Regions from separate parts of the Homo sapiens genome. Here region 2 is linked to region 1. Evidence: read pairs that join two places in POLR2A ChIA-PET (ENCODE). Cell type or tissue: Panc1. All regions are shown on one strand. Each heading gives the region's core, and the rest is flanking DNA. Links, peaks and the distances in the headings are about the cores only.

Region 1 (12,071 bases), core at 2,192-10,191:
TCTTGAACTCCTGACCTCAGGTGATCCTCCCGCCTCAGCCTCCCAAAGTGCTGGGATTACAGATGTAAGCCACCGCGCCCAGTCATTTTTTTTTTTTTTTTTTTGAGAGGGAGTCTCGCTCTGTCGCCCAGGCTGGAGTGCAGTGGTGCGGTCTCGGCTCACTGCAAGCTCCGCCTCCCGGGTTCACGCCATTCTCCTGCCTCAGCCTCCCAAGTAGCTGGGACTACAGGCGGCCGCCACCATGCCCGGCTAATTTTTTGTATTTTTGTTTGTTTGTTTTTGTTTTGTTTTTGAGACGGAGTCTCTCTCTGTTGCCCAGGCTGGAGTGCAGTGGTGCGATCTCGGCTCACTGCTAGCTCTGCCTCCCGGGTTCATGCCATTCTCCTGCCTCAGCCTCCCAAGTAGCTGGGACTACAGGCGCCCACCACCACGCCCGGCTAATTTTTTGTATTTTTAGTAGAGACGGGGTTTCACCATGTTAGCCAGGATGGTCTCGATCTCCTGACCTCGTGATCCACCCGCCTCAGCCTCCCAAAGTGCTGGGATTACAGGCGTGAGCCACCGCACCCGGCCAATTTTTTGTATTTTTAGTAGAGATGGGGTTTCACTGTGTTAGCCAGGATGGTCTCGATCTCCTGACCTCGTGATTCGCACACCTCAGCCTCCCAAAGTGCTGGGATTACAGGCGTGAGCCACCGCACCCGGCCATTTTTTTTTTTTTTTTTTTGAGACAGAGTTTTGTTACCCAGGCTGGATTTCAGTGGTGGGATCTTGGCTCACTGCAACCTCCGCCTCCTGGTTTCTTTGCAGCCCTGTGTCCAAGCACCGTTGCCTCCCCTGCATCCCATTTCTGTCTGGGATGGTTGTGCAGGGGGCAATGGTGCTTGGACACAGGGCTGCAAAGAAATGAACAAAAATTCAGGCAACGTAGTGAGACTCTGTCTCCTGCGGTTGATACCTGTTCTACCTCCCATGGCTACTCTTGCTCCCTTCCCATTTGCAGGGGCTGTTAGGACTCCACTGAACAGTTCAGTGCCTTTTTATTGAGTGCCTATGAGATGCCAGGCCCTGTCCTGGGTATTGTGGGCACTGTGGAGCGAGATGTCTTTGACCCTAAAGAGCTTTTATTCCAGTTCAGGGAGAGAGACTAGGCGAGACATGAAATATACAGGGTCACAGGAGTCTCAGTGGACTGGGGTCAGGGAGAAAGCAGAGGAGAGCGAGGAGCCAGGAGAGCCCTGGCTTCGGGAGGTCAGGGTGGTGTCCAGGCAGGGAGGGGCGTGGGGAGGGTGTGGCAGGAGGAGTCTCATCAGGAGTGGGTGACTGCTGGGACTTCTCATTGCTGCTGATGGGATGCCAAGCCTGGGGCCAGGGAGAGGCGGTTGATCTTTCCTGGGGGTGGTGAATTAGATTGTGTTATTCTCTGGCTCCCTGGGTTCTTTGTTCTTCTTCCTCCTTCTTCTTCTTTTCTTTCTTTCTTTTTTTTTTATTGAGACAGAGTCTTGCTCTGTCCCCCAGGCTGGAGTGCAGTGGTGCGATCTCAGCTCACTGCAACCTCCACCCTCTGGGTTCAAGCGATTCTCCTGCCTCATCTTCCCCAGTAGCTGGGATTACAGTCACCCACCACCACACCCAGCTAATTTTTTATATTTTCAGTAGAGATGGGGTTTCACCATGTTGGCCAGGCTGGTCTTGATATTCCTGACCTCAAGTGATCTGCTGGCTTTGGCTGGGATTACAGGCGTGAGCCACTACACCCAGCCTGGCTTCTAACCCTCAAGGGTCCCCATTACTCTTGGGACAGAGGTGAAGCTTTCCAGGGGGTAGTCTGGCCTCTGCACTTCTCTGCATCCTCGGCTACTTCCACCTCTCCCAGCCCCTCCTCACCAGCCACATAGGCCACAGGGCCTTTGCAAAAGTGGCTCCCTCTGCCCAGAAAATTCTTTGCTTCCTACTTCCCTTCATGCACTCCCGGACTAGTTCAACTCCTCATCAGCATCTCCCTTGGGCACCTTCCTCCTCAGTACTTGTTCCTGTTGTCAATACACGTTTATTTGGGCAAGTGTTTAATAATCGACTCTCTTGTCGTCTGCAGAACCCTCAGCATCTCATACAGGGCCTGCCACTTAGTAGGGAGGCAACTTGGTTTTTTTATGTTTTTGAGACAGGGTCTTGCTCTGTTGCCCAGGCTGGAGAGCAGTGGTGCAACCACAGCTCACTGCAGCCTTGACCTCCCAGGCTCATGCAGTCCTCCCACCTGAGCCTCCCAACTAGCTGGGACTACAGGCATGCACCAGCATGCCCGACTAACTTTTGTATTTTTTGGTAGAGACGGGGTTTTGCCATGTTGCTCAGGCTGGTCTCAAACTCCTGGACTCACGCAATCTGCCTGCCTTGGCTTCCCAAAGTGCTGGGATTACAGGCTTGAGCCACTGTGCCCAGTCAAGGTTTGTTCAATGAGAGAACAAAAGGATAAATGCACAAAGGTCTCTGCATTCACGACACGGTTAGGCACACTGGGATAAAGTCCAGGCTTAGCCACTCCCAGGGCCCAGCCTGGGTGAGGCATGTGGTCTCTTTGAACTTCACTGTTTGTCTTTTGTAACACGGAGTGATCACAGTAGCTCCTGCTTTATTGGTTTTTTGTTTTTTGTTTTTGAGAGAGAGAGTTTTGCTCTTGTCATACACGCTGAAGTGCAATGATTCGATCTCAGCTTACTGCAACTTCCACCTCCCGGGGTTCAAGCAATTCTCCTGCCTCAGCCTCCTGAATAGCTGGGATTACAGGCGTGCACCACCATACCCAGCTAATTTTTGTATTTTTAGTAGAGACGGGGTTTCACCATGTTGGCCAGGCTGGTCTTGAAGTCCTGACCTCTAGTGATCCGCCCCTCTTGGCCTCCCAAAGTGCTGGGATTACAGGTGTGAGCCACCGTGCCCGATTGCCTACTGAATTTTTAAAATTGTGTTAAAATATATGTAACAAAAAATTTACCATTTTCACCATTTTCTTTTCTTTGTTTTTTAGAGACAGGATCTCGTTGTGTCACCCATGCTGAACTGCAGTGGTGGGATCATGGCTTACTGCAACCTTGAACTCCTGGGCTCAAGCAGTCCTTCTACCTCAGCCTCCTGGGTAGCTGGGACCACAGGCCCGTGCCCAGCTTCATTTTCACCATTTTCAGGTGTGCAATTCGGTGACATTATAGGCCTAAAGTTTTCAGCCCAGGCTTAGGGATGGGAGAAACGCTTTGAAAACAGTGCTAATTGTTATTGTTATTATTATTATTATTTTTATTTTGAGACAGAGTCTCGCTCTGTCTCCCAGGCTGGAGTGCAGTGGCACAATCTCGGCTCACTGCAAGCTCCACCTCCCGGGTTCATGCCATTCTCCTGCCTCAGCCTCCCGAGTAGCTGGGACTACAGGCGCCCACCACTGCACCGGCTAATTTTTTTGTATTTTTAGTAGAGGCCGGATTTCACCGTGTTTGCCAGGATGGTCTCGATCTCCTGACCTCATGATCCACCCGCCTCGGCCTCCCAAAGTGCTGGGATTACAGGCGTGAACCACCGCACCCGGCCAAAAACAGTGCTAATTATTATTAGTAGTGTGACAATGATGCCAATAAACACTTATTTCACACTTGCCCACGCAAGCAGTGAGTGCCCTGGGCTCCTGGACAATTGTAAATTCATTCAGTCCTCATCCCAATTCAATGAGGCACAGGTTATGTGATCCCCATTTTACAGATGAAGTAACTAGGATAACAGAGGGGTTCAGTAACCTGCCTAATATCACACAGCAGAGCTGGGGATTCAGCCCGGCTCCAGAGTCCACGTTCTTTTTTTTTTTTTTTTCTTGGAGACAGTCTCGCTCTTTTGTCCAGGCTGGAGTGCAGTGGTGCAATCATAGCTCACTGCAGCCTTGACCCTCCTGGGCTCAAGTGATGCTCCCACCTCAGTCTCCTGAGAAGCTGGGGCTGCAGGCGTGCACAGCCATGCCTGCCTAATTTTCATTTTATTGTTTTGTTGAGACGAGGTCTCACATTGTTGCCCAGACTAGTGTTAAAGTCCTGGGCTCAAGCCAGATTCCTCCCGCCTTTTTTTTTTTTTTGGATGCAAGGTCTCACTATGTTGCCCCAGGCTGGTCTTGAACTCCTGGGCTCAAGCAATTCTCCCACCTCGGCCTTCCAAAGTGCTGGGATTACAGGCGTGTGCCACCGCGCCCAGCCCAAAGTCCACACTCTTAACCTCCATGCAGTGCCAACCTCAGACAAAACCAGAGCAGTTGGTGTTTTCCCAGAAGCAGGACAGGGTTAGAAATTAAAGTTTCCCAAGGAATAACTGGGGGCTGGGGGCAGGGGGTGGTTTACTCAACCCGGGTGCCACCTGTAGGTGGCACAAACCTGCTGCTTGCAGTGAAACAGGGCGGATTCCCAGAAGGCATCCTCCTGGCCCCTCGGCCCCTTCTCTTTCATGTATGGCCTCTTCTAGCCTGGCTGTCGCTTGTTGGGCGGGAAGCAGGTCATGAGCTTCCGAGTGGCTTTTTCCCCAGGAGTTGTGACCAGCTGTGACCTGTGACCGGCTCTGCTGCCCTCACGGAAACCACAAAACACTCTTTCAGTCCTGACATGGGCAGGATGGGAGCTGATTCAGGCCCAGCACTCAGCTTCCTCTCAGTCCGTCTGCCGTCAGAGGGAAAAGAACCGCCAGTGGAAAGGAAGAGGCTCCATCCCTCTGGCTGCCACACCCAGATGCTCAGGACATCCCAAGCAGAGACCTGGTGGGCACAGTGGCTCACACCTGTAATCCCAGTACTTTGGGAGGCTGAGGTGGAAGGATCACTTGAGCTCAGGAGTTCCAGACCAGGCCGGACGCGGTGGCACATCCCTGTAATCCCAGCACTTTGGGAGGTCAAAGCGGACAGATCACCTGAGGTGAGGAGTTTGAGACCAGCTTCACCAACATGGTGAAACCCCGTGTCTACTAAAAAAAATACAAAAATTTGCTGGGCATGGAGATGCATACCTGTAATCCCAGCTACTTAGGAGGCTAAGGCAGGAGAATCACTTGAATCTGGGAGGTGGAGGTTGCAATGAGCCGAGATCACGCCATTGCACTCCAGCTTCGGTGACAAGAGGAAAACTCCGTCTCAAAAAAAAAAAAAAAGAATTCCAGACCAGCCTAGGCAACATAGTGAGACCTCGTCTCTACTAAAATTAAAATCTATCTATCTAACTGTCTGTCTGTCTGTCTGTCTGTCTATCTATATATCTCAGCGTGGTAGCACACACTGATAGCCCCAGCTACTTGGGGTGCTGAGGTGAGAGGATCACTTGAGCCCGGGAGGTCGGGACTGCAGTGAGCCATGATTGTGCCACTGCGCTCCAGCCTGGGGGACAGAGCAAGACCCTGTCTCAAAAACAAACAAAACCCAAACATAGACAGTCATTTCCGTTTTCCTGCTGAGATTCTTTACAAAGAGAGAATTATTTTTATATTTAGTAAGAATAAGAATCCAAGAATCCCTGGGGAGTTTTTAAAATGCAGATTCCTCGGTCCTCCTACCTCTGCGGTATTCACCAGCTCCCCTCCCAGCCTCAGAAGGGTGGTTCTTATGGGCTGGGCACAGTGGCTTCCGCCTGTAATCCCAGCATTGGGAGGCCAGGGGAGGCCAAGGCAGGCAGATCGCCTGAGCTCACAAAAAAACTACAAAAATTAACGGAGTGTGGTGGCACATGCTTGTAGTCCTGGCTAACTGGGGAGCTGAGGAACGAGGATCACTTGGAGCCCAGGAGGTCGAGGCTGCTGTGAGCCAAGATCACGACGCTGCACTCCAGCCTGGACGACAAAGTGAGACCCACTCTCAAAAAAAATAAAGATGAAAAATAAAGGTGATTCTTGGACTACCCTTTGAGAAACCCTAGGAATGCAATATGGTATTTTATTACTATTATTATTATTTTTAGACGCAGTCTCGCTCTGTTGCCCAGGCAGGAGTGCAGTGGTGTGATCTCGGCTCACTGCAACCTTCTCCTCTGGGGTTCAAGCGATTCTCCTGCCTCAGCCTCCCAAGTAGCTGGGACTACAGGCACACACCACCATGCTTGGCTAATTTTTGTATTTTTAGTAGAGACAGGGTTTCACTATGTTGGCCAGGCTGGTCTCAAATTCCTGACCTCAAGTGATCAACCTGCCTCAGCCTCCCAAACTGCTGGGATTACAGGCGTAAGCCACCACGCCCAGCCTGTATGGTATTTTATTAATTAATTAATTAATTTTTTGAGACGGAGTCTCACTCTGTCACCCAGGCTGGAGTGCAGTGGCATGATCTCAGCTCACTGCAAGCTCCACCTCCCGGGTTCATGCCATTCTCCTGCCTCAGCCTCTCAAGTAGCTGGGACTACAGGTGCCTGCCACCATGCCCGGCCAATTTTTTTGTGTGTTTTTAGTAGAGACGGGGTTTCACCTGTTAGCCAGGATAGTCTTGATCTCCTGACCTCGTGATCCGCCTGCCTCGGCCTCCCAAAGTGCTGGGATTACAGGCATTAGCCACCGCGCCCGGCCCCATAATTTATTTTTTCTAGAGACAGGGTCTCCCTACATTGCCCAGACTGGACTTGAACTCCTGGGTTCCAGCCATGTCCAGCTTTTAGAAAGGTATTTTAATTTTACATGGGGATGGCTAAACTGGGCGTGAATATCTTTTCTCTCTTCACACACCTTTGTAACAGCTGATAGAATCACCTGGGTCTGGAAAATGTCTGAGCTCTTAATTTCTAATCACTCCTATTGAGATCATAGTAAAAGCAAGAGCAAATATTTATTTAGGACCTACTAGGCAAATTTGCATGACATTTGCATCGCAGTTGCATTTTTACCCTCACAACACTCCCAGGAGACAGTATTTTTATAATAATCATCTCCATTTCTCAGAGGAAACAGCCAATCCCAGCTGGTAAGTGGGAGAGCTGGGATTTGAACTCAAGGCTGACTGTTTAACCTCCAGGCTGTGCTGCCTTCATCGACTAGACACCATAAGCATATGGCAGGTTCCCATGAGCACAAAGAACAGGAAGTCCAACCAGGCATGGTGGCGCATGCCTATAGTTCCAACTACAGGAGGCTTAGGTGGGAGGATCTCTGAGCCCAGGAGGTGGAGTTTGCAGTGAGTCATGATGGCACCACTGCACTCCAGGCTGAGTGACAGAGCAAGACTCTGTCTGAAAAAAAAAAAAAAAAAAAAAAAAAAAAAAAGGAAAAAGAGAAAAACAGCCAGGCGTGGTGGGTCACGCCTGTAATCCCAGCACTTTGGGAGGCTGAGGTGGGTGGATCACGAAGTCAAAAGATGGAGACCATCCTGGCCAACATGATGAAACCACATTTCTACTAAAAATACAAAAATTAACCAGGCATGGTGGCGCGCACCTGTAGTCCCAGCTACTTGGGAGGCTGAGGCAGGAGAATTGCTTGAACCTGGGAGGTGGAGGTTGCGGTGAGCCGAGATTGCACCAGTGCACTCCAGCCTGGGCAACAAGAGCGAAACTCCATCCCAAAAAAACAAAACAACAACAACAATAAAAAAAAAAAATCACCCCCCCCAAAACAATAGGCTTATTTTAAGCAGGGCACCACTTATGCTATAAACATTGCTTCTTATTTTATTGCTATAAACATTGATGATTATTCCCCTATCCCTATGCAAATCAACACAGTGGGAAGATAAAGCAGATAGCAGGTTTGGTACCTGGTGGTCCCTGTCTCCTCTGCAGAGGTCAGGGATGCCTCTGAGAGACCGTGCTTATTTTTGTCTCTTGCAGTTTGTGACAACCACATGCACTCTGCGTCCCAGGGTAGCCCCTGGCTCGCAGCGGCCAGCAGAGCCGGATTCTATGTAAGATGCAAAATGAGACCTGATGTGCGGCTGCTCCAGTTACTCATTTCCTCAGAGGGCTGCTGTGATGGGCAGAATCATGGCTCCCCAAACATGTCCACACCCTAATCCCCAGAACCTGTGCATATGTTACCTCACGTCAAGCAGAAATTAAGATTGCTAATCAGCTATTTTTGATTTTTATTTTCTTTTTAAAGACAAGGTCTTGTTCTGTCACCCAGGCTGGAGTGCAGTGGTGCAGTCTTGGCTTACTGCAACCTCTGCCTCCTGGGTTCAAGCGATTCTGCTGCCTCAGCCTCCAGAGTAGCTGGGATTACAGGCGCCCACCAGCACGCCCAGCTAATTTTTGTCTTTTTAGCAAAGATGTGGTTTCACCATGTTGGCCAGGCTGGTCTCAAACTTCTGGCCTCATGTGATCTTCCTGCCTTGGCCTCCCAAAGTGCTGGGATAACAGGTGTGAGCCACTGCACCTGATCCAAGCTGATTTTATTTTTTATTTATATATATATTTTTTGAGATGGAGTCTGGCTCTGTTGCCCAGGCTGGAATGCAGTGGCGGGATCTTGGCTCACTGCAACCTCTGCCTCCTGGGTTCAAGAGATTCATCTGCCTCAGCCTCCCGAGTAGCTGGGATTACAGGTGAGTACCATCGAGCCCAGCTAATTTTTGTGTTTTTAGTAGAGACAGGGTTTCACCGTGTTGACCAGGCTGGTCTCAAACTCCTGACCTTAAGAGATCTGCCTGCCTCAGCCTCCCAAAGTTTTGGATTACAGGCCACAGCCACCACACTCACCCTGGCCAGCGTTTCTTTTTTCTTTTTCTTTTCTTTTTTCTTTTCTTTTTTTTTCTTTTTTGAGATGGAGTTTTGCCCTTGTTGTCCGGGCTGGAGTGCAATGGTGCAATCTCAGCTCACCGCAACCATCGCCTCCCAGGTTCAAGCGATTCTCCTGCCTCAGCCTTCTGAGTAGCTGTGATTACAGGCATGTGCTACCACATCTGGCTAATTTTGTATTTTTAGTAGAGACAGGGTTTCTCTATGCTGATCAGGCTGGTCTCGAACTCCTGACCTCAAGTGATCTGCCTGCCTTGGCCTCCCAAAGTGCTGAGATTACAGGCATGAGCCACCGCGCCTGGCCTTTCTTTCTTTCTGTTTTTGAGACAGGATCTCATCCTGTTGCTGAGGCTGGAGTGCAGTGGCGTGATCTCTGCTCCCAGGCTCAAGTGATCCTTCTGCCTCAGCCTCCCAAGTAGTTGGGACCACAGGCATGTGCCACCACGACCAGCTAATTTTTGTATTTTTAGTAGAGACGGGGTTTCAACATGTTGCCCAGGCTGATCTCGAACTCCTGAGCTCAGGTGATCCACCCATCTCGGCCTCCGAAAGTGCCGGGATTATAGACGTGAGCCACTGTGCCCGACCCCTGGCCAGTGTTTCTGATGGCTTCCATTTCTGGGCCCTCCTGGGGCCTTTAGGTTTTGCAAGATGCTATAAGGATACTGATCCTTATAGCAAACCCTCCCTTTTGCTTAAGATAGCTGCATTCCTGGCTCAGCAGATGCCTAACAACAGAGGAAGCATTTGGTTACAGCTATCATTCTCCTGTATTGACAGGGAGAGACTTGCCAAACACCCCGGAGAGGTGAGATTGGGATTATACCCAGTTTACCAAGGAAGAGTTGGTGGTGGTGATGCTGGGTGTCCCTGGAGGTAGTGATGAAAAATGATGTTTGACTCTTTGTGGTTGATGGATGAGAATATACCCACTTCCACCCCCCTGAACTGTAGCTATTCTAGGAAGCAGCTCTGGCATCAGTGAGAGTAGCTTCCACAAGGAGAATGCTCCATGGGTATATTAAAAGAAATCCTTTCCATGAACCCTAAAAGCGTCCTGCTAGACAGTTTGACTACAGGTCTTTTCCATTTCTCTGGGTCACAAGGCCCAGGACAGTGAGTCCATGTCATTTTCACGGTGAATGTGGTGATTTCTCCCTGCTCTGTAAAACACCAGGAGTAGGATTATTTTATATCAGATCCATGATTTGTTTGTTTGTTTGTTTGAGACAGGGCCTCACTCTGTCGCCCAGGCTGGAGTGCAGTGGCACTGTCTTGGTTCACTGCAACTTCCCTTTCCCAGGTTCAAGCGATTCTCCTGCCTCAGCCTCCTGAGTAGCTGGGATTACCGGCACCCGCCACCCTACCCAGCTAATTTTTGTATTTTTTAGTAGAGACAGGGTTTTGCCATGTTGGCCAGTCAGCCTCCCAAAGTGCTGGGATTACAGGTGCGAGCCACCCAGCCCGGCCAGATCCATGATTTCATAATATGGATTGATCTACTCTGCAAACATAGCATAACCTTGTGTACATCTTTTTTTTTTTTTTTTTTTTTTTTTTTTGAGACGGAGTCTCGCTCTGTCCCCAGGCTGGAGTGCAGTGGCGCGATCTTGGCTCACTGCAAGCTCCGCCTCCTGGGTTCACACCATTCTCCTGCCTCAGCCTCTTAAGTAGCTGGGACTACAGGCACCCGCCACCATGCCTGGCTAATTTTTTTGTATTTTTAGTAGAGATGGGGTTTCACCGTGTTAGCCAGGATGGTCTCGATCTCCTGACCTCGTGATCCGCCCGCCTCGGCCTCCCAAAGTGCTGGGATTACAGGCGTGAGCCACCGCACCTGGCAACCTTGTGTAAATCTAAATGTCGCCTGCTAGGTCACAGTACCCTCAGTGATAACACGACGTGCTTGGAAGAGGTGGCTGCGGTCCTTTGGCTTAAGGGACTGTGTAGTTGAATGTGCATTTTCTTTCTTTCTTTTTTTGAGACAGAGTCTTGCTCGGTCAACCAGGCTGGAGTGCAGTGGCGCTATCTTGGCTCACTGCAACGTCGGCCTCCTAGGTTCAAGCAGTTCTCATGCCTCAGCCTCCCGAGTAGCTGGGACTACAGGCACTCGCCACCATGCCTGGCTGACTATTTTGTATTTTTAGTAGAGATGGGGTTTCACTATGTTGGCCAGGCTGGTCTCGAACTCCTGACCTCAAGTGATCCGCCTGCCTCAGCCTCCCAAAGTGCTGGGATTACAGGCGTGAGTCACCGCTCCCTGCCACAATGTGCATTTTCATCTCCTTTTCTCTACGTTTCTCTGGGAGAACTTCAGGTGGTCCTGTCTCTTCTCATCTCTCCGTATGCCTAAGGCTGGTCAGACTGACTCCTCCCCCTGGCCACTGGATTGGCTCAATAGACAGGCATGTGACTCAGGCTGGACCAATCAGAATTTTCTCTAGGATTGGCCAGGCACAGCGGCTCAAGCCTGTAATCCCAGCACTTCGAGAGGCTGAGGCGAGGGGATCACTTGAGGTCAGGAGTTTGAGACCAGCCATGGTGAACATCGTGAAACCTGGTCTCTACTAAAAATACAAAAATTAGCCAGGTGTGGTGGTGCACGCCTGTAGTCCCAGCTACTCTGGAGGCTGAGGCACAGGAATCGCTTGAACCTGGGAGATGGAGGTTGCAGTGAGTCGAGGTCAAGCCATTGCACTCCAGCCTGGGCGACAGAGCGAGACTCCATCTCAAAACAAAACAAAACAAAACAACAAAAAACAACAAAAATTGCTAGGATCCCTTCTAGGATTTAGGAAGGGACAATTTAGGATCCCAAAGCTCAAGCTTCATGACTCTCCCGTGAAGGCACCTCTGTTTGCACCCCAGAATCAGTCACTTCATTTGTTTTCAGTTATTACTTTCTTCTGAACATTATGTCAGATTAAGCTAAAGCATTGTGTCCTGACTGCATTAGCCTCTGTCTACAAGGCTCCTGATAGCTGGCAAATGGTTAAGAATATTTATACTGTTTCTGTGTTAACTGTATCAAAAAAAATTAATCTCACCGGTACTCTCTGTTCTCTCTTTTAGTAACCAATTTAGCAGCTCCGTGCACTCAATTCAGCTCCTACTAACAACACAGAAAAGCTTAATAATAGGTGTGAGATACTGTGCTAAGTGCTTTAAAGACATTTTCTTATTTAATCTTGTTGAGAACCCCGAGAGGCAGCATAAGGGACACTGTGGATTGCAACTCTGCATCCACTCTGCATTTTCTTAAGACCAAACGCCTGCATGTAGCCCATGTGACTGCGGGGGGCCAGCCCCACTCCCAGCTCCAGGGATGGGCTCTGATTGGTCTGA
Region 2 (12,071 bases), core at 2,291-10,290, 86 kb after region 1:
TATATATATATATATATATATATATATATATATTTTTTTTTTTTTTTTTTTTTTTTTTTAGATGGAGTCTCCCTCTGTGCGCCCTATGGCCCAGGCTGCAGTGTAGTGACACAGTCTCAGCTCTCTGTAACTTCTGCCTCTCGGGTTCAAGCGATTCTCCTGCCTCAGCCTCCTGAGTAGCTGGGATTACAGGTGCACACCGCCACACGTGGCTAATTTTTGTATTTTTAGTAGAGACAGGATTTCACCATGTTGGCCAGGCTGGTCTCGAACTCCTAACCTCAGGTGATCCACTCGCCTTGGCCTCCCAAAGTGCTGGGATTACAGGTGTGAGCCACCGCACCCAGCCTCATCTATGTTGTATTGTGTACTCATAGTTTATTCCTTTTGATGGATGAGGAGTAAATTGTCCACTGTGTGAATGTATCACAGCCTGTTTATCTGTTCATCTGGACATTCGGGTCATTTCCAGTTTTTGGTGATTATGCATAGGGCTGACATAAACGTTCAGTTTTAGTAGAGATGGGGTTTCACCATGTTGGCCAGGCTAGTCTTGAACTCCTGACCTCAGATGATCTGCCTGCCTCTGCCTCCCGAAGTGCTAGGATTCCAGGCATGAGCCACCGCACCCGGCCATCTCAAATTATTTTTGAAAGTGATTGTACCATTTTACATTATCACCTGCACCCTATAAGATGGCGAGCAATGCTGGCAGCCACCCACTGGATGCCAGAGATCACATCACGATGACAACCCAACACCCACTCTCTGTTTACAAACGTCAGCTTGAATGGGACAGTGATGCCACAATGGAGAACCACTAGACCAGTGTTCCTTTTGTTTCGACAAACCCCATTTAGGAACCACGGGAGATGTAGGGAAGGAAAGATCTTTCCTCACCCATTGCTAGGTCCATGGCTGAGTCCCCACAATGAAAGACAGATTAACACACGCATTTAATATAAGTTTAATGTGACATGAGAACCTTCAGAAATGAAGATCTAGAAACAGGAAAACCTGCGTGTGTATGTGTGTGTGTGTGTGTGTGTGTGTGTGTGTGTGTTTTGTTTTTTTTTGACAGTCTCGTTTTCTTCCCCAGGCTGGAGTGCAACGGTGCAATCTCCGCTGACTGCAACCTCCGCCTCCCGGGCTCAAGCAATCCTCTCACCTCAGCCTCCCAAGTAGCTGGGACCCCAAGTGTGCGCCATCACGCCTGGCTAATTTTTGTCCTTTTTTTTTTTTCTGAGACAGAATCTCACTCTGTCGCCCAGGCTGGAGTGCAATGGCAAGATCTCGGCTCACTGCAACCTCCATCTCCTGGGTTCAAGCAATTCTTCTGCCTCAGCCTCCCTAGTAGCTAGGATTACATGTGCATGCAACCATGCCTGGCTAATTTTTGTGTTTTTAGTAGAGACAGGATTTTGCCATGTTGTCCAGGGTAGTCTCGAAGTCCTGACCTCAAGTGATCTGCCTGCCTCGGCCTCCCAAAGTGCCAGGATTACAGGCATGAGCCACCATGCCTAGCCAATTTTTGTACTTTTTGTAGAGATGAAGTTTCACCATGTTGGCCAGGCTGGTCTCCAGCTCTTGACTCAAGAGATCTACCCAGCTTGCCTTCCCAAAGTGCTAGGATTATAGCCATTAGCCACCGCACCTGGTCAGAAACCTGTCTATTTTATGCTTAGGTTTGATGAAGAGTGGACAGCCATGGAGAAGGATAACTGGACACCGGGGCTATGACCTAATGGGAATAAACTGGCTGGAAGTTGGCAAGGCCTTTTTGTTTAGGCTTTTCCCTGTGTCTTCAGACACAAGGATGTTTCTTTCCTCCAGGTACAGGGTGTGTACCTCTGACAGGTCTTACGATCTGTTCTAAAGGAAGATCAGAGAATCCTTTTTGTGTTTTATGGCTTTTTTGCTTGAAGGGAGAAGGCAAAGGGAAGATGAGAGGGATCTTCCTGCTTCTGCTGTTTTTTTCAAATGCCAAGGTACCATATTTTGGGGTAGCATGAGCCCCAACAAGGAAAACAGTTCATATTCTCAGCTGAATTCATGATAGCACATTTCACAAGATGGCAACAAGCATGAGATATAGCTATGAGCAGTACATTTTGGCTTAGCTTTGTAGTCTGTGGTTTTCAGTTTCTGAAAAGACCCAAATGTTCTTTATTTAAAGAACCAAGGTTTACATGCCGTGGTGAATCACAACGTGGTGGTTAGAGCCCAGTCAGACGGTCCATTTGCTTTCTATTCTTAACTTTCTCGCTGGCCCCAGAGCCTCTTAGAACCTCCCTGGATAAAAATAAGTGGTGTTTGGTAATCCTGAGCTGAAAGGTGGTACTTAAGTCAAAAGCACACCTGAACACAGCTAATTTGCACTAATCATCTAGATCTGCCATGAATCAGCCAGAGGGGAAAACGTCATTATGATGCAACCACAACCAGGTATTGCAGGACCTAACCAACCTCAAACATGATTTTCATTTCTGAAACCGACTTCTAAGCCCCCTCATGTAGTGGTTATCAAATGGGAGCCTGCATCAGAATCCCCTGGAGGATGTGTTACGAGATTGCCGGGTCCCAACCCTGGAGATTCTGATTCCAGGTAACTGGAGAAGTCCTGAGTATTTTCTTGTTTTTTCTTTTTTCTTTTTTTTTTTTTTTTGAGACAGAGTCTTGGTCTGTCACCCAGGCTGGAGTGCAGTGGCGCGATCTTGGCCCACTGCAACCTCTGCCCTCGGGGTTCAAGTGATTCTCCTGCCTCAGGCTCCGGAGTAGCTGGGATTACAGGCGCCCGCCACCACGCCCTGCTAAATTTTGTATTTTTAGTAGAGACGGTTTCACCATGTTGGCGAGCCTGGTCTTAAACCCCTGACCTCAGATGATCCGCGCGCCTTGGCTTCCCAAAGTACTGGGATTACAGCCATGAGCCACCATATCTGGCCCTGAGTATTTTTATTTCTAACAAGATCTCAGATGGCGCTGAAGCTGCTGGTCCTGGGGCCACATTCTGAGACCCTCATTTCCCATACAAAACAAGGTTTCCTATCAGAACCTTATTTTTGCCAGTTTATTTTTTATTTTTTCGAGACAGAGTCTCGCTGTTGTCACCCAGGCTGGAGTGCAGTGGTGAGATCTTGGCTCACTGCAGCCTCTGCCTCCCGGGTTCCAGCAATTCTCCTGTCTCAGCCTCCTGGGTAGCTGGGATTACAGACACGCGCCACCACGCCCTGCTAATTTTTGTATTTTTAGTAGAGATGGGGATTACAGGCCTGAGCCAATGTGCCCAGCCCAGTTTATTTGTTTATTTTTTAAAGAGATGTGGTCTCACTCTATTGCCCAGGCTGGAGTGCATTGTCGCCATCATAGCTCACTGCAGCTAGAACTCCTGGACTCAAGCGACTCTCCTGCCTCAGCCTGTCAAGTAACTGGGACTACAGGTGTGAGCCACTACGCCTGGCTAATTTTTAAAATTTTCTGTAGAGATGGGGGGTCTCACTGTGTCACTCAGACTGGTCTTGAACTCCTGGTCTCAAGCAATCCTCCTGCCCCAGCCTCCCAAAGTGCTGGGATTACAGGCATGAGTCACCATGCCTGGCCTATTTTTGCCAGTTTAAAGTGGTAAATGAGGCCGGGCATGGTGGCTCACGCCTGTAATCCCAGCACTATGGGTGGCTAAGGTGGGTGGATCATGAGGTCAGGAGTTCGAGACCAGCCTGGCCAACATAGTGAAACCCCGTCTCTACTAAAAATACAAAAATTAGCCAGGTGTGGTGGCACGCACCTGTAGTCCCAGCTACTCAGGAGGCTGAGGCAGGAGAATCGCTTGAACTGGGGAGGCAGAGGTTGCAGTGAGCTGAGACCACACCATTGCACTCCAACCTTGGTGACAGAGTGAGGCTCCATCTCAAAAATAATACTAAGAAGAAGTAATAAAGTGGTAAGTGGGCTGGGTGCCATGGCTCATGTCTGTAATCCTAGCACTTTTGGAGGCCAAGGCAGGCGAAACACTTGAGCCCAGGAGTTTGAGACCAGCCTGGGTGACATAGTGAGACCCCATCTCTACAAAAAAATGCTAAAATCGGCTGGGCGTGGTGGCGAGCGCCCACAGTCCCAGCTACACAGAAGGCTGAGGCTGGAGGATCGCTTGAGCCTGGGAGGCGAAGGTTGCAGTAAGCCGAAATGGCACCACTGCACTCCAGCATGGACAACAGAATGAGACCCTGTCTCAAAACAAAAACAAAAAACAAACAACAGCAACAAAAAAAGTGGTAAATGTCCAATTATAGTAGTGATCTTCAACTGGCGTGATTTTGTCGCCCCAGAAGACATTTTTGGTTGTCATTACTGCAAGAAGCTGCGTGGGGTGGGTATTACCAGCCTCTAGTGGGTAGAAGCCGGGGATGTTGCTAAACAGCTTAAAGCGCTTAGCCCAGCCCTCAACAACAAATAATTATTTTGGTCCAAAATAGCCATAGTGCTGAGGTTGGGCAACTCTGAACTCCAGGGGACTGCTTAAATAAAGTAGAACATTCTTACAAGGAATAACTATTATGTAGTCATTGAGAAGAATGTGCCTTAAAACTTTTTAACATTTCTATTTATTTATCTATTTGTTTGTTTATTTACAGAGGTGGGATCTTGCTATGTTGCCCAGGCTGGTCTTGAATTCCTAGGCTCAAGCGATCCTCTCACCTTGGCCCCCTGAAGTGTTGGGATTACAGAAACAAGCCTCTGCACCCAGCTAAGACATTTTTAGAACTTAGGGAAATGTTTATGACATGATGTGGGGGATAAAACGGTAAGAGGAGTCTATTCAACATATCACCTGTTTTAATTTTCTCCCTACTTTATATCACTACTTACAATGATCTTGTTTGTTTCCACGTTTACTTATGTATCGTCTGTCTTCCTTCACTAGGGTGAAGGTCCTGGTATACTGTAGGGGAAAATGAAATAGTCGGAGAAGTGAAATAGGGGAGAGTGGAATGACAGGGTAAACCTGATGATAATAAAATCAGTGAAGTGCTGGTAAATGTTTAACAACTGACTGTGCAAAGAAAATCCCTGATTTATAGAGTAGCATTTGCCAATTTCTATGGTGTAAATACTCCCACCATGGCTGATTTCAAGCTACCTTGTGATGTCACTGAAGGAGGAGCAGAATAGAGACATGCACAGCTGCCTATCCAAGCCCATGGGAGCTGGTGCTAGCACAACAGTGGAAATACTTCTGTCAATATAAAAGACTGAAAGGTGGCTGGGGCAGTGGCTCAAGCCTGTAATCCCAGCACGTTGGGAGGCCAAGGCAGGCATATCGCCTGAGGTAGGAGTTCGAGATCAGTCTGGCCAACGTGGAGAAACCCTGTCTCTAATAAAATACAAAAATTAGCTGGGTGTCGTGGCACACACCTGTAATCCCAGCTGAGGCAGGAGAATCGCTTGAACCCGGGAGGCGGAGGTTGCAGTGAGCTGAGATCATGCCACTGCACTCCAGCCTGGGTGACACAGCAAAACTTCGTCTCAAAAAATAAAATAATAAAAGACTGGAAGGAAAACTGCTAAAATTCGAATGGAGAGCAGTGGGATTAGATACATAGTGGAAACCACCGCCGGGTGTGGTGGCCCACGACTGTAAACCCAGCACTTCGGGAGACCCAGGTGGGCAGATAGCCTGAGTGTAGGAGTTTGAGAACAACCTGGCAACATAGCAAGACCTCATCTTTACAGAAAATAAGAAATGAACCAGGCATTGTTTGCATTCCTGTGGTCCCAGCTATGCAGGAGGCTGAAGTGGGAAGATCACATGAGCACGGGAGGTCGAGGCTGCAGTGAGCTGAGATCATGCCACTGCACACCAACCTGGGTGAGACCCTCTCTTAAAAAAGAAAGAAACAAAGTGAAAAATAAGAAAGAAAAAAAAGGAAACCATTGAGTTGGGCAAGGTGACTCATGCCTGTAATCCCAGCACTTTGGGAGGCCAAGACAGGAGGATGGCTTGAGGTGGAAGTTTGAGTCCAGCCTGGGTAACATAGGGAGACCCCACATCTACAGAAAATTAAAACAAAAAATTAGCTGGGTATGGTGGCGCAAGTCTGTCATCCTAGGACTCTGGAGGCTAAGGCAGGAGGATTGCTTGACCCCAGGGGTTCAAGGCTGCAGTGAGCTATGATTGCTCCACTGCACTACAGCCTGGGTGACACAGTGAGACCCTGTCTCAAAAATAAACAAATAAATTAAATTAATTAATTAATTAATGCAGACTCCCAGACCTCCAGAACCAAAGTCTGTATTTGAATACGAGAGCCTGTGTTACTGCTATTTTTGTACACCGGTTGTGGTCAGAGAGTGTAGCTCTATCATATAGATGTCTTGGCTCGTCAAGAAGCTGGTCCTCATGTGATACCTGGGTTGGCCCATGAATCTGAGTCTTTTTGTTTTCAGAGCCATGCCACTTTTAGAACACAGTTTCAGGAAAATTGGGGAACTGTTTAGTCATCAGAAGCAAGAGACCTGAGACACAGTCTATAGGTGGCACCTTCCTCCATGGCACTGTCATCGTGCTGAATGAAGCACATCTCCAGCCCAGGGTCTGCCTCCAATCCAGGCTCAGAGAACCACCCACAGAGTGGCCACAAGTCGGGCAAGGCCACAGGCAGTCTTTCTGAAAATGCATTTAATTGCCTGTGATTCAGCCCTCAGATAGCAGAGTCAGGATGAGCGATCACATTCTTATCCTGAGTACTATCTGATAACCGGCAGCAACTTGCAGCTACTGTTCTAGGCTGAGGACCAGCTTCAGAAGGGACACGAGGCTGTAATGGAGAAAAGGTGCATAAACACAGTGGGTAAAAGCAAGATGAAAGTAAAAATGAGGAACAACCGCAGATCTCAAACTACAAAACATCACATGTATTGAGAAATCTGCAAATTGCCAAGAGCTTGTCGGTTAATAGAGTTAAACTACGTAAAATACTTAAAGAGATTTATCTGAGCCAAATATGAGTGACCATGACCCATAACAGCCCTTAGGAGGTCATGAGAACATGTGCCCAAGGTGGTTGGGCTGCAGCTTGGTTTTATATATTTTAGGGAGGAATGAAACATCCATCAAATACATTTAAGGAATACATTGAGTTGTTCCAGAAAGGTGGGACAATTTGAAGTTGGGGGGGGAGGGGCTTTCAGGCTATAGGTAAATTTAAACATTTTCTGGTTGACAACTGGTTGAGTTTTTGTCTAAGGACTTGGTATCAATAGAAAGGAAATGTTCAGCTTAAGATAAAAGATTGTGGGCTGGGCACGGTGGCTCACGCCTGTAATCCCAGCACTTTGGGAGGCTGCGGCAGGCAGATAACCTGAGGTCAAGAGTTTGAGACCAGTCTGGCCAACATGGTGAAACCCCATCTCTACTAAAAATACAAAAATTAGCCAGGCATGGTTGTGTGCGCCTGTACTCCCAGCTACTTGGAAGACTGAGGAGGGAGAATCGCTTGAACCCGGGAGGCGGAGGTTGCAGTGAGCCGAGATCGAGCCACTGCACTCCAGCCTGGGCAACAAAGTAAGACTCCACCTCAAAGGAAAAAATAAAATAAAATAAAATAAAAACAGATCGTGGAGACCAAGGTTCTTTTCAAGTCTCATAGCAGCTGCCCTTAGAAACAATAGATGACACACGTTTCCTTTTCAGAAACTTTAAAAGGTGCTAGACTCTCACTTACTCTATTCAGAATTGGAGGGGCCTGGAAGGAAAACGTCTAGCTATGTTAATAGGGATTCTTTACAGATGTGAATTTTCCCTCAACAAAGGACTGGTTGCAGGGCCATTTCAAAATGTTACAAAGAAACATGTTTTGGGGGTAAAATATTTTGATTTTCTTCCTTGCATCCTCATGTTATGCCAGAGTCAGGCTGAAAAGTAAGTCAAGACATATATAGGGTTAAATAAAACCCATCTGATGAGAATTTACGGTTTGTAGGGCATGACTCCCCAGACCCCTTAGATAGGAATTTGGGCAAGATAAAAAAAAAATCAGAATTTAGTTCTCAAGCTTTACATATTATAAGGATGAATAAATTGTGTTTAGTTCGTACAGAGACATGACCACAGTTGCTTATATAAACTAGAGGTTTATTTTTCTCTACTTAAAAAAGTCTGGAATTAGGTAGTCCAGGGATGTTGACAAATTCATCACGCACTTCCTCCTTTCTTCTCCACCATTCTTAGCACATGGCTTCCTTTCTTAAGGTTACTTCATGGTCAAAGATGGCTGCTGCAGCCCTCAACGTTTTGCTTGTGTTCCCGGCAGCGGGAAGAAGGAAGTAGCAAGAGCCAGAGGCAAGCTAAGTCATTTCCCTTTAAATAGCTTTCCTGGAAACCCCACCCAATGACTTCCTCTTATTATTTCATCATCCTCCCTTAGCTGCAAGGGAGGCTGGGAAGTGTAGTCCTTAAGATGGGCACATTGCTCACTTGAATAAAATTCAGACTCTGCTAGCAAAGAATAATGGGGGAATGGATATTAGGAAGGGAGCTAGTGGACTCCATTATGCATACATTATCCCATTACATGCTCACTGTTGAGACACCCTTAGGAAAATCTAGTATTTCCTCCATTAGGAAAATCTACTATTCTCCATTAGGTTAAAAATTTAAAGAAAAAAACTAAATTAAAAAAAATTTTTAACATTTTTTTTATAGAGGCGGGGGTCTCACCATGTTGCCCAGGCTGGTCTTTAACTCTTGGGCTCAAGTGATCCTCCCACCTTGGCCTCCCAAAGCAGTGGGATTATAGGCATGAGCCATCACGTCTGGCCTACTTAGCACTTCCGGGTAAAAGTTTTTCTGTTTCATAGAGAAGAGACTGGCAGTATTTGCTATTGCTTTTTTAAGACAGGTAGAATTTGCTTGCCCAAGGTAAGGTGCATTTCATAACAAGGGGAGGAGAACATATAAGCCTTTTGATTTCTGTTAAAAAAAAGCTCTTTATTTAAAATTTAATTTTGTTTGCTATCTGCGCTTTTATTCAAAAGAAGAGTTTAGGGCCCGGCATGGTGGCTCACACCTGTAATCCCAGCACTTTGGGAGGCCAAGGTCGGAGGATTGCTTGAACCTAGGAGTTGGAGACCAGGCTTGGGCAACACAGTGCAGCACCACCTCTATAAAATAAAAAAACGTCGGGCCAGGCACAGTGGCTCATGCCTGTAATCCCAGGGCAGAGTACCTGAGGTCAGGAGCTCGAGACCAGCCTAGCCAACATGGCGAAAACCCATCTCTATTAAAAGTACAAAAAAATTAGCCGGCCATGGTGGTGTGTGCCTGCAATCCCAGCCACTCGGGAGGCTGAGGCAGGAGAATCGCTTGAACCCGGGAGGCGGAGGTTGCAGTGAGCTGAGATCGTGCCACTGCACTCCAGCCTGAGCAACACAGCGGGACTCTGTCTCAAAAAAATTAAATAAATAAATAAATAAATAAATAAAACATTAAAAAGTCATAAAAATAAATAAAACAAGACTTTAGAAAGAAACAAGTACGATCAGAAGAACAAATGAAGTGAGTTGTGACTGGATTCAATTATGAGCTTGCCATTTCTGCCCTAGGGGAGATATTCAAAAAGGGGCCCTAGGATGGGCTCGGTAGCTCATGCCTGTAATCCCAGCACTTTGGGAGGCCGAGGCGGGCAGATCACCTGAGGTCAGGAGTTGGAGACCAGCCTGACCAACATGGAGAAACCCCGTCTCTACTAAAAATCTCCCGGCTCATTGCAACTTCCGCCTCCCGGGTTCAAGCAAACCTCCTGCGAAAGCCAACCGAGTAGCTGGGATTACAGGCATGCGCCACCATGCCTGGCTAATTTTGTATTTTTAGTAGAGACGGGGTTTTACCATGTTGGTCAGGCTGGTCTCGAACTCCTGACCTCAGGTAATCCACCTGCCTTGGCCTCTCAAAGTGCTGGGATTACAGGTGTGAGCCACCATGCCTAGCCAGGTTACCCAATTCTATGACATTCCTACCTTCAAAAGGTAGATCCTGGCCCGGGTGCAGTGGCTTAAGGCTGTAATCCCAGCACTTTGGAAGGCCGAGGATGGTGGATCACTGGAAGTTTAGGAGTTCGAGACCAACCTGGCCAACATGGAGAAACCCCATCTCTACTAAAAATACAAATATTAGCTGGGCATGGTGATGGGTGCCTATAATCCCAGTTAGGAGGCTAAGGCAGGGAGAATTGCTTGAACCTGGGAGGCAGAGGTTGCAGTGAGCCAGGATTGTGCCACTGCACTCCAGCCTGGGCGACAGAGTGAGGCTCCGTCTCAAAAAGAAAAAAAAAAGAAAAGATATTTGATCCTCAATGTGGCAGTGTTGGGAGGTGGAGCCAAATAAGAGATGTTGGGTTATTGAGTCAGATCCCTCATGAATGGCTTGGTGCTGTTTCTGCAGTAGTGAGAACTGAATTGATTTCCGTGGGACTGGATTAGTCCCTCTGAGAGTGGTTTGTTATAAAGCCAGGAAGCCTCTTAGGTTTTCCTCTCTTCACATATGTCCACTTCCCTTTTGACTTTCTCTGCCATGTTGTGACACAGCACAGAAGCCCTCCCCAGAGGTCAGGGCCATGCCCTTGGCCTTCTCAGCTTGTAGGACCATGAGCTAAATAACTGTTTTTCTTTACACATTGCCAAGTCTGAGGTATTTTTTTATAGCAATACAAAATGGACTAAGACAATTACTAAATATTATCTGAGAGGAAATAAATGGAGATACTTCCTGGCTGGTTTCTGTCTCTGAGTTTCTTGAAGTTTCTCATTTGTAATTAAAATAATCAAGGGCCAGGCGCGGTGGCTCCCGCCTGTAATCCCAGCACTTTGGGAGGCCAAGGAGGGCGGGTAACTTGAGGTCGGGAGTTTGAGACCGGCCTGGCCAACATGGTGAAACACTGTCTCTACTAAAAATACAAAAAAAATGTAGCCAGGCATGGTGGCGCATGCTTGTAATCCCAGCTACTTGGGAGGCTGAGGCGACAGGACTGCTTAACCCAGGAGGCGAAGGTTTCAGTGAGCCAAGATTGCTGCTACTGTACTCCAGCCTGGGTGACAGAGCAAGACTCTGTCTCATAAACAAAACAAAACAAAACAAATAATATAAAATAAAATAAAATAATCAAAAGCATGGTCTAGGCTAGAGAAAAAAAGTCAGACTTGATTCGGGCACGTCTGAAACCAGCCTTAACAACCCCATGATGTGTTTATCACATGGGTACTGCACTTGGTAGGCAGCCAACAAACCAGAGGTCTTTCAGAAATACAACCCCAGAGCCTCATACCTGGAGATGATTCTGTTCCAGAGCTCTGAATAGGGCCCAGAGACCCCAATTTTTTTTTTTTTTTTTGAGACAGAGTCTCACTTTGTCGTCCAGGCAGGAGTGCAGTGGCGTGACCTCGGCTCACCGCAACCTCTGTCTCCCGGGTTCAAGTGATTCTCCTGCCTCAGCCTCCCAAGTAGCTGGGACTATAGGTGTGCATCACCATGCCCGGCTAATTTTTGTATTTTTTAGTAGAGCCGGGGTTTCACCATGTTGGCCAGGCTGGTCTTGAACTCCTGACCTCAGGTGATCCACTTGCCTCGGCCTCCCAAAATGTTGGGATTACAGGCGTGAGCCACCGTGCCCGGCCCAGCTGTGGGGTTTTGCATGAGTTATCTACCCCCTCTAAGCCTCAGTCTCCTCACCTACAAATGGTGACAATTGACAGTAACTGTGCCACTAGGCAGGTGTGAAGAAAAATGAGATAATGCGTATGGATCATGGTTTCTCACCCTCAGCACTGGTGATGCATTGGACCAGATAATTCTTTGTTGTGGAGGGCTGTTACGCACATTGTTGAATGTTTAGCAGCCTTCCTGGCTTCTACCCACTAGATGTGGCAGCAACCCCCAACCCCCAAGTTATGGCAATCAAAATGTCTCCAGACATTCTTTTTTTTTTTGAGACGGAGTTTCACTCTTGTTGCTCAGGCTGGAGTGCAATGGCGCAATATCGGCTCACCACAACCTCCACCTCCCAGGTTCAAGCAATTCC

What was found. Peaks named below come from ENCODE experiments on the same cell type or tissue, not always from the same donor. Only the 100,000 strongest peaks of a DNase experiment are listed, where the experiment ranks them.
Region 2: POLR2A ChIA-PET joins it to region 1 with 12 read pairs; 4 of 35 experiments call an interaction of 5 or more read pairs at or near these places.

The regions. Positions count from the first base shown.
Region 1 is chr16:8,985,029-8,997,099 of GRCh38, forward strand. No RefSeq gene overlaps it. Among named protein-coding and RNA genes, the nearest start is that of USP7, 27 kb to the left of the region's middle. RefSeq lists enhancers at 6,964-7,258, 11,924-12,071. In Panc1, for the core only: no CTCF peak of the experiment used is centred there; no DNase peak of the experiment used is centred there.
Region 2 is chr16:9,070,792-9,082,862 of GRCh38, forward strand. No RefSeq gene overlaps it. Among named protein-coding and RNA genes, the nearest start is that of HAPSTR1, 15 kb to the right of the region's middle. RefSeq lists enhancers at 2,052-2,111, 2,132-2,181, 6,368-6,457. In Panc1, for the core only: no CTCF peak of the experiment used is centred there; no DNase peak of the experiment used is centred there; H3K27ac peaks cover 5,233 bases.